2 separate regions of the Homo sapiens genome follow, and region 2 is linked to region 1. A link is a contact called in ENCODE Hi-C or POLR2A ChIA-PET data. All regions are on one chromosome and are shown on one strand. Each heading gives the region's core, a stretch centred on a gene start or an enhancer-like site at or near the end of the contact. The rest is flanking DNA. Distances are from core to core; before and after follow the strand shown.

Region 1 (6,633 bases), core at 1,432-3,931:
TGTCCCTTTATGGTTTGGCAGCCAGGTATATGCCAGCTTTTCAGGGGCAGGCATTGAAAGCTGCTGTGGGAAGCACAGCTGGCAGACCCTCCAGATTCTCGAAATTTCACCACTGTCCCTGGTATGTTGGCTAGGCCTGCCTCAGTCCTTTCCCTCTTACTGACTCTCAAGAAAGGGATGCCAACCCGTCTGCTTTGTCTGGGAGACTTCCGCTGTTTCTGAGAAATACTGGCTATTGAGAATACCTTCCGGTCTCTGGTCCTCCCCAGTTCAATCAGCCACAGACAGGGCACTTGTTTCCTCCTTGCACCTTAAGGGACAATCCACCCACCTGCCTCCTCACTCCTCGCTCGCAATGCTTACTCAGCCTAGGCTGGAGCCCACCTGAAATGGGGAGGGCCAGGACAACTCTCTTCAGAAGTAAGGGGTGTGGGCGACTTTGTAATGTCTGAGGCTTTGGGTTTCTGAAAATGTCACTGTGTTTTTGCTGAGTCATGGCCAGTTTTCCTGATCTCCATTTTTCCTCTTACTGCTTTTGCCCCTTTTGTCTGGTCCTCATTCCTTAGAACTCAGATATCACAAAATGTCTCCTGGGAATAGATGTACTGAGGCACTGCTACCCTCTTTCTCTCTCTCTCCCTATCTCTCTCTCTCTCACACACCCCCACAGATACACACACACACACACAGAGGAAACCTCATGAAATCTACAGGAAAAAGTATTAGTTTGGTGCAAAAGTAATTTGCGATTTTTGCCATTCCTTTCAATGGCAAAAAACACCATTACTTTTGCACCAACCTAATATTTGGCATTCAATTACTTCTCAAGCAACTGATTGCCTAATCTCTTTTCCTTTAAAAAAATTTATGTTCTACCTGTATAAAACAATATATAGTTTTGTTTTTTAAATTATTCAAGCTGGAAAGTACAAAAAAGTTTAAAAAATCACTCCAGTATTCCATCATTAAGACCACTCTTGTTACTTTTACGTAAGAATTGTTCCTGTGATCTCTCAATGTATACTGATAGGCATAACTTTCTAAAAATGAGATCTTACTGCTGTTTACTTTTTAAAATCAAAAGTATTAAGTTTGCCTGAATTTAGACTAAGAAAAAGATTATTAGGAACCTTTAAAAAATCCTAATATAAAAAATGTCACTTTAACACATGAAATATTCATTCCTAAAAGGATTCTTTTTGTTTGGGGTAGGGGGAGGAGTTGCAAAACTTTAAGATATGGGAACCACGACATTTTTTAACTCATTAGACCCTGGCTTTTAGGGCCATGGCTTGTATTTTACACTTGTTTAGAAGCTATGTTCTTCAAAAATAAAATTAGAACTCACCAGGTGTTTTAATTATTCTTTACACTCCTGCTTCAACACTTTTGCATCGTGCTTCCTATCTACGTAACACGAAGAATCCCCCTCCACTGGGACAACCATCTAGAAAGGGGGAAGAGAAGGAGAGGTTAAGGAAGAGACTGAGAGGATCAGATATCTAGAGAAAATCCATTTGAAGCAAGGTAGACTGGCTTTCTGCCTAATTCCCCCTTTCTCTTAGCAATAACAGTTTCATAATTAGCTTTAGCCAGATTTCTAGATAATTAATCCTCCCACCACAACCTGCCCTACACCATTGTGACTTGGAAAAAAAATTAACCCCATTTTAATGGTACTGATCTACTTACATATGTTCTTATAAAACTGCTTTAAAAATGCAGTATAAGTAAGTGTAATGCTTAGAAAGCTGTGGGGCATGTCTCAGTATCAAAGCATTACTGAATTCAAAACAGCATGGGTATACCGGTATTCCAACCTGTACTCACATCTCTTCTAACATTTTAGGATGTGCCATAGCATATGTCAAGGTTGCTTATTAAACTTTCAATCTTCTCCTGTTCTTTGGCATCCCAAACTCCCTGACCCCTCATACTTCCTACCCCAGGAGAACTTGCCCTTCCATCCACAGCATTTTATCCCGCCATCTTGGTCCCTCAATCTTCCCCCCTCCTTTTCTCCCCTTCCAGTGTGCTCCTCAGTAGTCATGAGCCTGGGCGCTTGCAGCTCCCGCTCAGGAATGCGCTTGCCTTGCTTTCGTCCTTTCTCTTATCAGAGAGGAGTGGGGAAGAGAGAAGATGAGCAAATATGCCATAAGAGGGGAAAGGCAGGGTCTGTCACCTCCACTTTGCTGATGATTGATGTCATGTTGCACTGGCTTTGTGGCTGGGCCCTTGTGAAAGGTGTGAATAGTGGTGGGGTGGGGGACAGATTGTTTGAAACCATCTCTCTCCGGTTGGTTTTGTTGGTTTCTCTACTCCTAGAAGCAGAGGAAAAAGAGGGGGAAGTTAAATATGTGGTGATGGTACTACCTTTTAATCAGTGTCTCCAAATATCCTTCAGAGCAGATTTTCTCAGCATCGGCCAGCATGAAACGAGGGTCTTTTTAAAGATCATTTTCTTTCTTGGATCAAAGTTTCTTTGTTTGTGATTCTGAGTTCCGTTCCTGTGTGTCTCTGTGGTAGGGCCTTGAATAGAGGACTAGAAGGAGAAGAATAAGAAGAAAAGTGTATATCAGGTGCTTTTAAAAAAATCAATTCAAACGAAAATTGCAGAAGGGTGCCTGGACAGCTAGGCTGACAGTGACCAGAGCTGGAGAGAGAGGCTCTGCCTGGTAACAGAGCTCTGATTGGCCAGACCTGTGCAAGGACTAGGCCTATAGGGACGGCTCTGAGCTGTGCTTCTGCAGGCAGCTGAACTTGGCAGGCACAAGCAAGCCCTGCAAAGACACGCTCAAAACAATCCAGAGTACAGACAGCTGCTGGCGTGAAGAAGCTGTGAGTACTGACAGCACTTGGGGTTGTGAGCCTGCCACTTAACTCTACAGCCTACTGCCTCTGCCTCTTGTGGTTAGATTTCTGTCTTCCAGATGATTAACTCTTTGAGACATGGTCTTACCAACAGTGGTAACACAGGCAGGGAGTGTCTTTGAAAAACAACTGGCCAGGGAGTCAGGGGTCTAGGTCTATACCAGGCATTAAATACTGTATGTATTAGCATGAACAGGGGTGTCTGCTTGACACTGTGGTACAAGCTCCACACCACCAATCCCTCATACAGCCCAAGAAGATAGAAACAGTTACGATCCCATTTTCCAGAGAAGAGAACAGAATCAGGCCCTGCACACACAGTCTGCAACTATTTGGGGGCACATGTGGACTCTCAACCATCTTCCGGTCGACAGCAGTTCAGTGTCAACTGGAAGACAGGCTGCTCTAAGGCAACGATGTCTTCTGGCCAATTTTGGGCTGAAATTGAAGTATTAGGTAGAGCCAATTGTTCCTATTATTAAAAATAAAACCCTGGGAGAAAAGATTGAAAAACGAATATTTTTTAGTGAGGAATTAATAGATATTTGTATTCACAAACTGAGTACTTAAATGCAGTTTAAAATGAAGGGACTGGCCAGTTGTGGTGGCTCATACCTGTAATCCCGGCACTCTGGGACACCAAGGCGGGAGGATCACCTGAGGCCAGAAGTTCAAGACCAGCCTGGCCAACATGGTGAAACCCCGTCTCTACTAAAAATACAAAAATTAGCCTGGCATGGTGACGTGTGCCTGTAGTCCCAGCAACTCAGGAGGTTGAGGCAGGAGAATTGCTTGAACCTGGGAGGCAGATGTTGCAGTGAGCTGAGATCATGCCACTGCACTCCAGCCTGGGCGACAGAGCGAGGCTCCATCTCAGGAAAAAAAAAAAAAAAAAAAAGGAAGGGATTGTATCTATATGCAAGAAAATATACAGTTCAAAAACATATTGTTTACTGGAAACAAATTGCAAAACAATTCATGCAGTGTATTATTCAGCCAAAATTTTACAACTACAAAGCAATACCATCTATTATCTGATATATAAAATCTGTAATGAGCTAATAAAAACATGGACCGGAATAGTATATATCAAATTACTGACAGTGGTCATCGCTGGAGAGAAAGAAGCAAGACTAGGATGGAGAGGAGGAACAAAATGGTTTTCAATTTTAACTGTGAGATATACTATCTGAAGCCTAAGTGACAAAAAGTGAACATTTTAAATATGAGCAGGGGATATGTGTATCATATTATTCTTCTGCTTTTTCTGAATTAGAAAAAAATAGGAGGGTCTTTCCCGGGGGCATCTTCATTGTGCCATCCTGCTCATGTGATGGGAAGAAATTCATCCCTGGCGTTATTGCTCCTAGGAACATCCTGTGGGAGATGAAAGTATGTGTGCTGTTTTGAAATTAAAAGCAAAGCAGGAAAAGTCAAGAGTCCTCTTTTTCAGAGAGAAAAACTTGCAGAACCTGTGGAGTTGTTACCCCCATACTGTTGACAATCCTCACTCTTCCCTTCCCTTCTCAGCCAGAAAGCAGCCTTTATTATTTATTATTTTTATTTTTTGTACAGGGCTCCCAGCCAGCCTCAAGGGTCTATGTATGCTAGTGTGATTGCTGTGTTTTTCTAACCACTTCAAAGGTCATGTTCACTTATCTGTGAAAACAAGTTCTCATTCCTTGCACCCTATTTGCCTTCATGTCTCAGGAAATAGGGACGGGCAAATCACTTGCCAGGTGGGAAGAAAATAAAGGAATGTTGTACACACACCCTACTCTGAAGACCAGAGCGGAAAGGGAACCTATCTGTGTATCCCAAGGGGGCTGTGAGCAGGAGAGAAAGACAGAAATACAGCAGAGAGATGTGACTTACATGTCCTAATCTCCCCACTCCCGAGGTGAACCCCAAGATCAGAAGGAGGCATAGTGAACATTTCCAACTAGATATGGAAGGAACCTGAGAATATTTGGAGGAGGAGACCAGCGACACTGTTTCCCAAACACAGCTTAGGGGAGACTGGGAGCATCTTGGAAGAGCCCCACACAGAGCCATGTTCAGCATGGCCTGAGTGAGGGCGGAAACTTTAGCGGTGGAGCAGGAAAGTGACCAGCTAGGCAAGCCTCCAGCAGCACTGCTTGCACTCCATGGCCTGCCCGGGCTGAACAGTGGACCTAAGAATTCATAAGTGCTCCAGAGAGGGACAAGGAGGGACTAAGAGGGCCCTGAGTTAAGAAAAAGACATCACATTGCCCCCAAATGCCACTGGGGACCAGTGGTGCAGAGTGAATCAATCGGTGACTGTGATACACAGTTTAGTTTGTCCTCTGTCATAAGAATAAATATCAGATATCATAATCAGGGAAAGCACAAAGAAGAGAGAGCTTTTGAGAGCTGTTTACCTAGAATTTAAATTCTTCATGTTCACTTTAGTACCTCTTTAAATGCTCAATTCCTGCGAAAACATGTATTGTAACCCAGTGCTATCACTCTAAAAGCTGTGGTAGAAGGTGTGGAGTTTTAAGTATGGAAGAGGGTATGTGCTAAATAGAAAAGGTAAATAGAAAGCTTTTTAAAAATCTGGGTAAATGCACACACATATCCACATGCAGGATGCACAAATGAACCCTATGAGGGCTCTGACACTAAGAAACTGGCAGTACCTGGACTACAGATTCAGCAGGAACAAGTCCACAAACTGAGCAGGCAGTTAATGAGCTTAGCACCCATCATCCCTGGCTCAGAGTATGGCCCTGGAATTCTTTGTTGCAATAAAATATAAAATAGAACCTGAAAAGAAGCTTGGCTATGAGCAAGTAAGGCTTCCTTCATTTGCCTGGTCCCACAGGCTCTCTGTTGCAGTGGCGGCAAACCCACCCAGATGGGTTGTGCTCTGCAACTTCAAGCAGCCCTATCACCAGTGAGGGTGGTGGCAATGCTCCAGGCCCCTTGGGGCAGGGGAGGTAAGACAGCATGCCATCTGATGCTGCCCCCCTTGCTGACCTGGGCAGCGGGCACATTCCTCAGTTCCCTCTGACCCATGGGCTGTCCTGAACTGAACTCTGCTCAGCTCCATCCCCTCTGCTCGCCTGCTCCCTGCAGAGTGAGCCCGCCCCTTGCTGGCTAGGCTTTCCCTGCCTTATTTGGTTTAAATTACTTTTTTGAACTTTGGTCTCATTATTTTTGGACCATCATTTGGTCTGGAAGATTTTCTTTCCACGGGTTCCTTCTGTTCTTCCTTTTCACCCTCTTGAATGTGCTTCCCAAGGCCTCTTTTTGCAGTTTCTTTTGGGTGGTTTTTATTACCTTCATGCATCTAATCTGAGTAGGGAGAAGCTCCAAGATCATTGTTATCTTCCCGCTTGGAATCCTGCTTGTTTGGTTGTTATGGGAGCTCCTCCATTTAAAGGGCTGGGGAACTCTGCTTCTCCAGGAGCTCGTGACCCAGCTCCCAGAATGGCCTTTTCCAACACAACATGAGAAACCAGCTTCAGCGGCAACCCTGCAGGGCCACAACCCATCCTCACTCTCGGAAACAAACCCATAGATCTGGGGCCGCCCCTCTAGGCACACACCTAAAGATACCATGGCACTATTTCTTTCTCTCCTCTTATAGCAAGAGTTTGATTTTGTAGTTGAACTGGTTTGGATGGTTCAGGCTGCAAGTAACAGAATATATCTCAACTGGCTTGAGCAATTAAGAAAACATTATCTCCTATAACAAAAGTCTATGGGTAGGACAATTCTGAGGCTGGTGAATTC
Region 2 (6,079 bases), core at 1,207-3,706, 160 kb before region 1:
GTGCACAGATGTAGTTGAGTACTTAATTAATCAGGGCCCAAATATACGGTGTGGATAGTGAAAGGAATATGACTGTCTGCAGAATTCTCCAAACTAGGGCTTCTTAGGCTGGAGCACATAAAATGGAAAACTAGTTCAACAGAAAGAATAGTAATACAAAAGGAATAGAAATCTTTCTGTACATATAAAACAATAAACAAAAGAAGCCCATGAAACTCCCTTAATGCCTCTCACAGCCCCCTGGGTTAAGGACTGAGCAAAGGTTTGAGGCATTTTCTTTTTCTGCATCCAAGTCCTTATTTTCAATTAACACTCTCATCACATCCCTTCCTGGGGACAGGAGCCTGAGGAAGCTTGAACAGGTAGGGACCATCTGGACCAGCTGCACTGGCTGTAGTCTGGTTGTTTTAAATCTCACCTTGCTCCTTCCCTCTGGTCCCTCAACTCCCTTCTCCAGATGCTCAGGCCTATATGTCTTGATCTCATGAAAGCTCTGAAGCTCTGTGACCTTTTCTGACAACTTACTCTCTGTGCTGATTTTCTTTTGCGTAAAGCACCTGCCATATGGACACATCTTCCTAGTTACCCTCTCATCTGTGAGAGTCCACTGGATTGGAGTACCACAGTTAGGTTCACAACCCTGAGTCTGTACGGAGTCTCTGAGGTCATTACCTCTCTCTTTGTGCCAGTATAAGGGATGGTTTTTTAATTGAGATCTTTATTAATTTTCACATGTAACTTTTACACAATAGATAATATATCCCCACAGAATAATATTCAGAATATACAAAAGGGAATACTGTAAAAAGCCTTATGTATTCAGTTCCTTTCTAGTTTTGCGTATTTTTTCCAGAGAGGTTTATTTTCTGTCTCTTATTATTCCTTTTAAAAAATACAAGAGCGAATATGCAAAGCATATTGCTCTACACTGGCTTTTGTTTTAAGTAAACCTTCTGTTTTAGAATAGCTTTAAATTTATAAAAAATTGCAAAAGTAGAATAGAGAGTTCCTATTAACCCCCTACACACACACACACACACACACACACCACGTTCCTCTAATAATAATAGCTTAACATTAGTAAGGTGCATTTGTTGCAATTAATAAGCCAATATTGACACATTATATTTAATGAAAGTTTGTACTTTACTCAGATGTTCTTTGTATTTACCTCATGTCATTTTCCTGTTGCAAGATTACTTCCACAACACTACAGTTCATTTAGTTGTTGCGTCTCCTTAGGAGTCTCTCGGCTCTAACAGTTTATCAGATTTTCCTTGTTTTTGATGACCTTGACAAATTTGAGGAATGCTGTCAGGTATTTTGTAGAATGCTCCTTGGCTGGGATTGTCCTGAGGTTTTCACACCGTTAGACTAAGGTTATGGGTTCACACAGAGGTAAACTGCCATTTTTCGTATCAAAGGTACATGCTGTCAGTATGACTTACCACTGGATATTAACCTTGATCACCTGACTGAAGGTGTTTGCTAGGTTTCTTCACTATGAAGTTACTTTTTTTTCTCTCTTTGCACACTCTTTGGAAGGAAGGCACTAGGTACAGTCTACACTTCAGAAGTGGGATTTATGCTCTATCTCCTTAAGAATAACTGCACAAATTATTTGAAAACTTTTTGCATAAGAGATTTGTCTTTTCTCCCCCATTTATTTATTTATCCAGTCATTTATTTGAGTGACATAATTTGTATGTTGGTATAATGTCAGATAATTTCCAGGATGAGTGTCTTAATCCATTAGGGCTGATGTAACAAAATATCATAAACTGAGTGGCTTGTAAACAATAGAAATGTATTCCTCAGAATTCTAGAGGCTGGGAAGTTCAAGATCAATGCACCAGCATATTCAGGGTTTGGTAAACCTTCTTGCCGTATCCTCAGGTGGTGGAGGGGTGACACTCTCCCTGGGGCCTCTTTTATTAAGGGCACTAATCCAAATCACTAGGGCTCCTCGCTCAGAGCCCCCAATCACCTCCCAGAGTCCCTAGCTCCTAACACCATCACCCTGGGGGTTAGGATTTTAACACATGAGTTATGAAGCAATGTAAACATTTAGTCCATCGTAATGAGGAATTGCGGAGTCAGAGGAATATGTGCTTGTCCTTTTGATGGATGTTGACAATTGCCCTTCAATGAGATGGCTCCAGCATACATTTCCGTAAGTGGTGGGTGGGCAGTGCCTATTTCACCCAGCTTTTCCCACATGGTGTATACATAAATTATTTTATTTTATTTTTTCACAGGTCTTAAATGTGGGAAATAGTCTACAGTTTGGAAGACACCAGAGAAAAATGCTCCACAGCTCGCCCTGGTGACTCACTACAACTTATGGGAAGATGTGAGATTATTCTGTATTCTAATGTATGTTAGAAGGCACACTCCACCCAAAGCCTTCCTGTGTGTTCCTCCCTGTGAGCTCACATCCCGTTCACCAGCTGACTGGGAAGGGAAGTCAGGACCAGCCCTGACCCCATCACACCATCATAACCTCGGGATGGCAGGGCTGGAAGGCACCTCAGACGTCATCCTTTGCAGACTCTTCATTTTACAGTGAGAGGCATGACGTGTCCACAGCTGGTTAGTGCCAAAGCCTGGGACAGGCTTCACATTGTCCAGCTCTTAGTCAGAGCACTGTTGACAATGTCTGCCTTCACTTGGAATTCAGCACCTGCTTTCAGTATAAACCCCTGCATTTCACTAAAACTGAGCAGACTGCTGGTTTAAAAAAGAGAGGTCCATCCAGCAGGGATGATGCTTTTCCTCGTTGAAAGAGGACATTCACCTAATGGGAGACCTGGAGTCAGAATCTTTCTGATGTGTGACTTGGCACAGTAACACAATGCAGGATGCTGGTGTGTTAATAAAAATAAAAATTGCATCGCCTACCTCAGAGTCGACAACAATGTCAAGGAGTTAATGTGAGTACATCTGAAAATGTTACTAATCATGATGATGATATCAATGTCTTTTATTTGCAAGTTCCATTTGTTTTTACTGAAATAATTACTCCTGAGTGGGGCTAGAAGCCAAGCACTTGACAAGTTTGCTCTTTGAACCAGTATGGTTGTGATGTGATTTGGAGTTCCTGCTACTCCTCTCCTCTAAATTTCTTGGATTGGAAACTGTCACTCTTCAGTTAGGAATGCTGAACGGATCCCAATGCTTTAGCGGTGGCCTGGACAGAATGAACTAGGGAGGCTACCACATTTGTTTAAAAGTGCACTGTTCTAGACATCTCTATAAGGAATAAATTACTGGGCTCTGTGCTAATCTGTTTGTATGGCTATAAAGGGATACCTGAGGCTGGGTGATTTATAAAGAAAAGAGATTTAATTGGCTCATGGTTCCACAGGCTGTATAGGAAGCATGGTGCCAGCATCTTTTTCTGGTGAGGGCCCCCAGAAGTTTAAAATCATGGTGGAAGGTGAAGGGGGTGCAGGTGCATCACATGGCAAAAGCAGGGGTGGAGTCAGAGGGCAAGTGTTCCATGCTCTTTTAAACAACAACCAGATCTTGCATGAACTCAGAGCCACAACTCAGTTATCACCAAAGGGATGGTACTAGGCCATTCAGAAGGGATCCACCCTGATGAATGATCTAATCACATCACAACCATACTGGTTCAAATACAGATGTGCTGATTGTTAAAAGACCGAACTACTTCTTTACTGGTTGGTAAATAGTCACTGCTTCAAAAACCCAGGGTGACACCCCATTTTGATCACTTCTTGTTCACCCCATTTGTGAGGGAGAGATTCCCCACCCTACACAGAATGAGATGGCTGAACATGATACCCAACAATGGACAGATGAGATTAACAGCAGTTTAGTAGTCACATTTACTCACAGCTCACAGGAGGAGGATGCCAAATGCCTTGCAGGGCCACATGGAGATTGCACTTGGGAATAGAGTGAGCAAGCAGAGGCTGTAGGAGGCCGACTCTGCAGTAACAAGAGGGTGAAGTGCCCCCTGATTCCCACTGGAGGAAGTAGTTGGTTTGTCTGAATACTTTTGTAGGCTTGCAGGGAACTAAAATTCACTAGGTTGAAGGCCACGTGGTGTGCAGCTGGTCTACATGAGAGGTGAGTGAAGGGGTATATGTTACAAGACCAGGAGAATTCACAGTTAGGCCTTTTTGGGTCCTGTGAAGCTAAAACACGTCAAGGCAGCACATGAAATTTTAGGCCTTGTAATAAACACGACCACTCACTTTCCAGCCCTGTACCCAGCTTGCATCTGGATTGCCCCAAGATCCAGCAACAAAAGCATTAATGTGTGGTACAGCAGAAACCTCCAGTCCCTGATCCAGCACAAAGGCTACTTGCTGTCCTTCTGATTTGGTCATGCACATGCTTTACCAGCTGTTAAATATTTTGAATATCATCCTGGCCACAGCCATTAACACATGGTAGAGCACTGTGACTCAGACCCTTTTTCTCTCCTCCTCCTTGTCCAAAGCTCCCAGGAGTTTTATTCTTCCTGTTGACTGTACAATTGGAATGGCCTGAAAAATCCTTATCTCCCCCATCCCTTCTTTAAAACCTTGTTCCATCCAGTTGGAACTAGAAAGGAGAATGAACTAATTCATACTGAGTTGCTGGTTATTCACTATTTCCAGGAATATTTGTGTTTTAAGAATAGACTCTGCTTTAAAGGAATTGTGTTTTAAAGAGTAGACTCTGATTTAAAGGCAAGCCATGAGCCTGCAAGCCAAACCTAGCCCACACCTGCTTATGCACAATTCTCAAGCAAAGAATGATGTTTATATGTTAAATGTTAAAAAAGAAAAGAAGAAAGAACATGCGATGAAGACTATATGTGGCCTGTTAAGACTAAAATATTTACTATTTGGATCTTTATAGAAAAAGTTTTCTGGCTCCTCACTTAAAGCAAAGATTATCTAATGGTAGAAATGAGGACATTAATAATAGGCTAGGACACTGATTTTGGAGCAGGAGTTCTCATCTGGTTCAAGTGGAAATGCTAAAATCAGAGAGATAAACAGAGAATAAAACCAGATTAGAAAGCTGAAGTCGATAATGCCAAAAGGGCCATTGGCAGGAGAGTGTTCAGGACCAAAGAGCTGAAAACAAATGTAAAGAGGCATAAGTATATTAGGGCAGAAAAGGTGGTTCTGGAAGGGTTGCCAAACCCATCCTGATATATATTGTTTTCTTAAGGGCCCAGGAGCTGGGGAGTCTTCAAAAAACAAAGGTAGACATAGATGGAATGTGCAACAGTGAATCAAAAACCATGTAAAACTGACCTACCTGAGGACATAATTTTTTGTTCTCTTCTTACCCTCATATGCTGTTACAAAGAAGAGGACTGGAGGGTTTGAATGGTGTCTTCCAAACAAGACATCCTTGTCTTTGAAATATTAAATGCTAATAAAATTGGCACTTGATATGGCCTGGAATTGAGATAAAGAAAATGGGTAGGCCAGGCATGGTGGCTCATGCCTGTAATCCCAGCACTTTGGGAGGCCAAGGCAGGGAGATCTTGAGGTCAGGAGATCGAGACCATCCTGACCAACATGGTGAAACCCTGTCTCTACTAAAAATACAAAAATTAGCTGGGCGTGGTGGCACATGCCTGTAATTCCAGCTACTCAGGAGGCTGAGGCAGGAGAATCACTTGAACCAGGGAGTCAGAGGTTGCAGTGAGCTGAGATCGTGCCACTGTACTCCAGTCTGGGGACAGAGCGAGACTCTATCTCAAAAAAAAAAAAAAAAAAGAAAGAAAGAAAATAGGTTAAAGTAACATGAATAAGAACCTTTTTCATAGAAAGGATTGGAAAGGTGAGAATGAGTTTCTGAAGGACTACGTGGAGTTTCTCTTCCTGGAGCCACCTTATGGCAGTCTGTTGTGCCCAGGAGTAAGGCCTTCCTGGCACCTGTGAATCCAACTTGGCATTTCTGCCTCCTGGAACCCCAACAGAGTCTTGGAGGCAGGCTTCTGGCCCGGCATTTCCACTACGTGCTTGCATGCATCTTTGTTTCGAAGGGAGGATTGGTGGGTGGGGTGCTGTAGTCTGGGAGACAGTGGGTGGTAAGAGTTTCC

Evidence for each region. Hi-C counts contacts between places; a loop is a spot of excess contacts on that map. ChIA-PET counts read pairs that join two places held with the same protein, here RNA polymerase II (POLR2A). Pooled maps may share reads with other maps.
Region 2: a map of PC-3 shows a loop between it and region 1 (9-fold over the local background). The contact joins two enhancer-like sites. A Hi-C loop is called at or near these places in 3 of 168 maps with a recorded cell type or tissue (PC-3, Right ventricle myocardium inferior and esophagus muscularis mucosa) and 3 of 50 pooled maps. POLR2A ChIA-PET finds 5 or more read pairs at or near these places in 2 of 52 experiments (H1 and WTC11).

What each region holds. Positions count from the first base shown.
Region 1 is chr2:217,431,575-217,438,207 of GRCh38, forward strand. DIRC3 (disrupted in renal carcinoma 3) reads right to left here. Exons shown (of 13, transcript NR_186301.1): 4 at 2,374-2,542; 5 at 1,349-1,447. Among named protein-coding and RNA genes, the nearest start is that of DIRC3-AS1, 150 kb to the left of the region's middle. Within about 2 kb of position 2,682, at least 14 of the 41 ENCODE cell types and tissues checked have a DNase peak (open chromatin) inside an H3K27ac peak, as active enhancers do.
Region 2 is chr2:217,275,340-217,281,418 of GRCh38, forward strand. No RefSeq gene overlaps it. Among named protein-coding and RNA genes, the nearest start is that of DIRC3-AS1, 4.4 kb to the right of the region's middle. Within about 2 kb of position 2,457, at least 8 of the 41 ENCODE cell types and tissues checked have a DNase peak (open chromatin) inside an H3K27ac peak, as active enhancers do.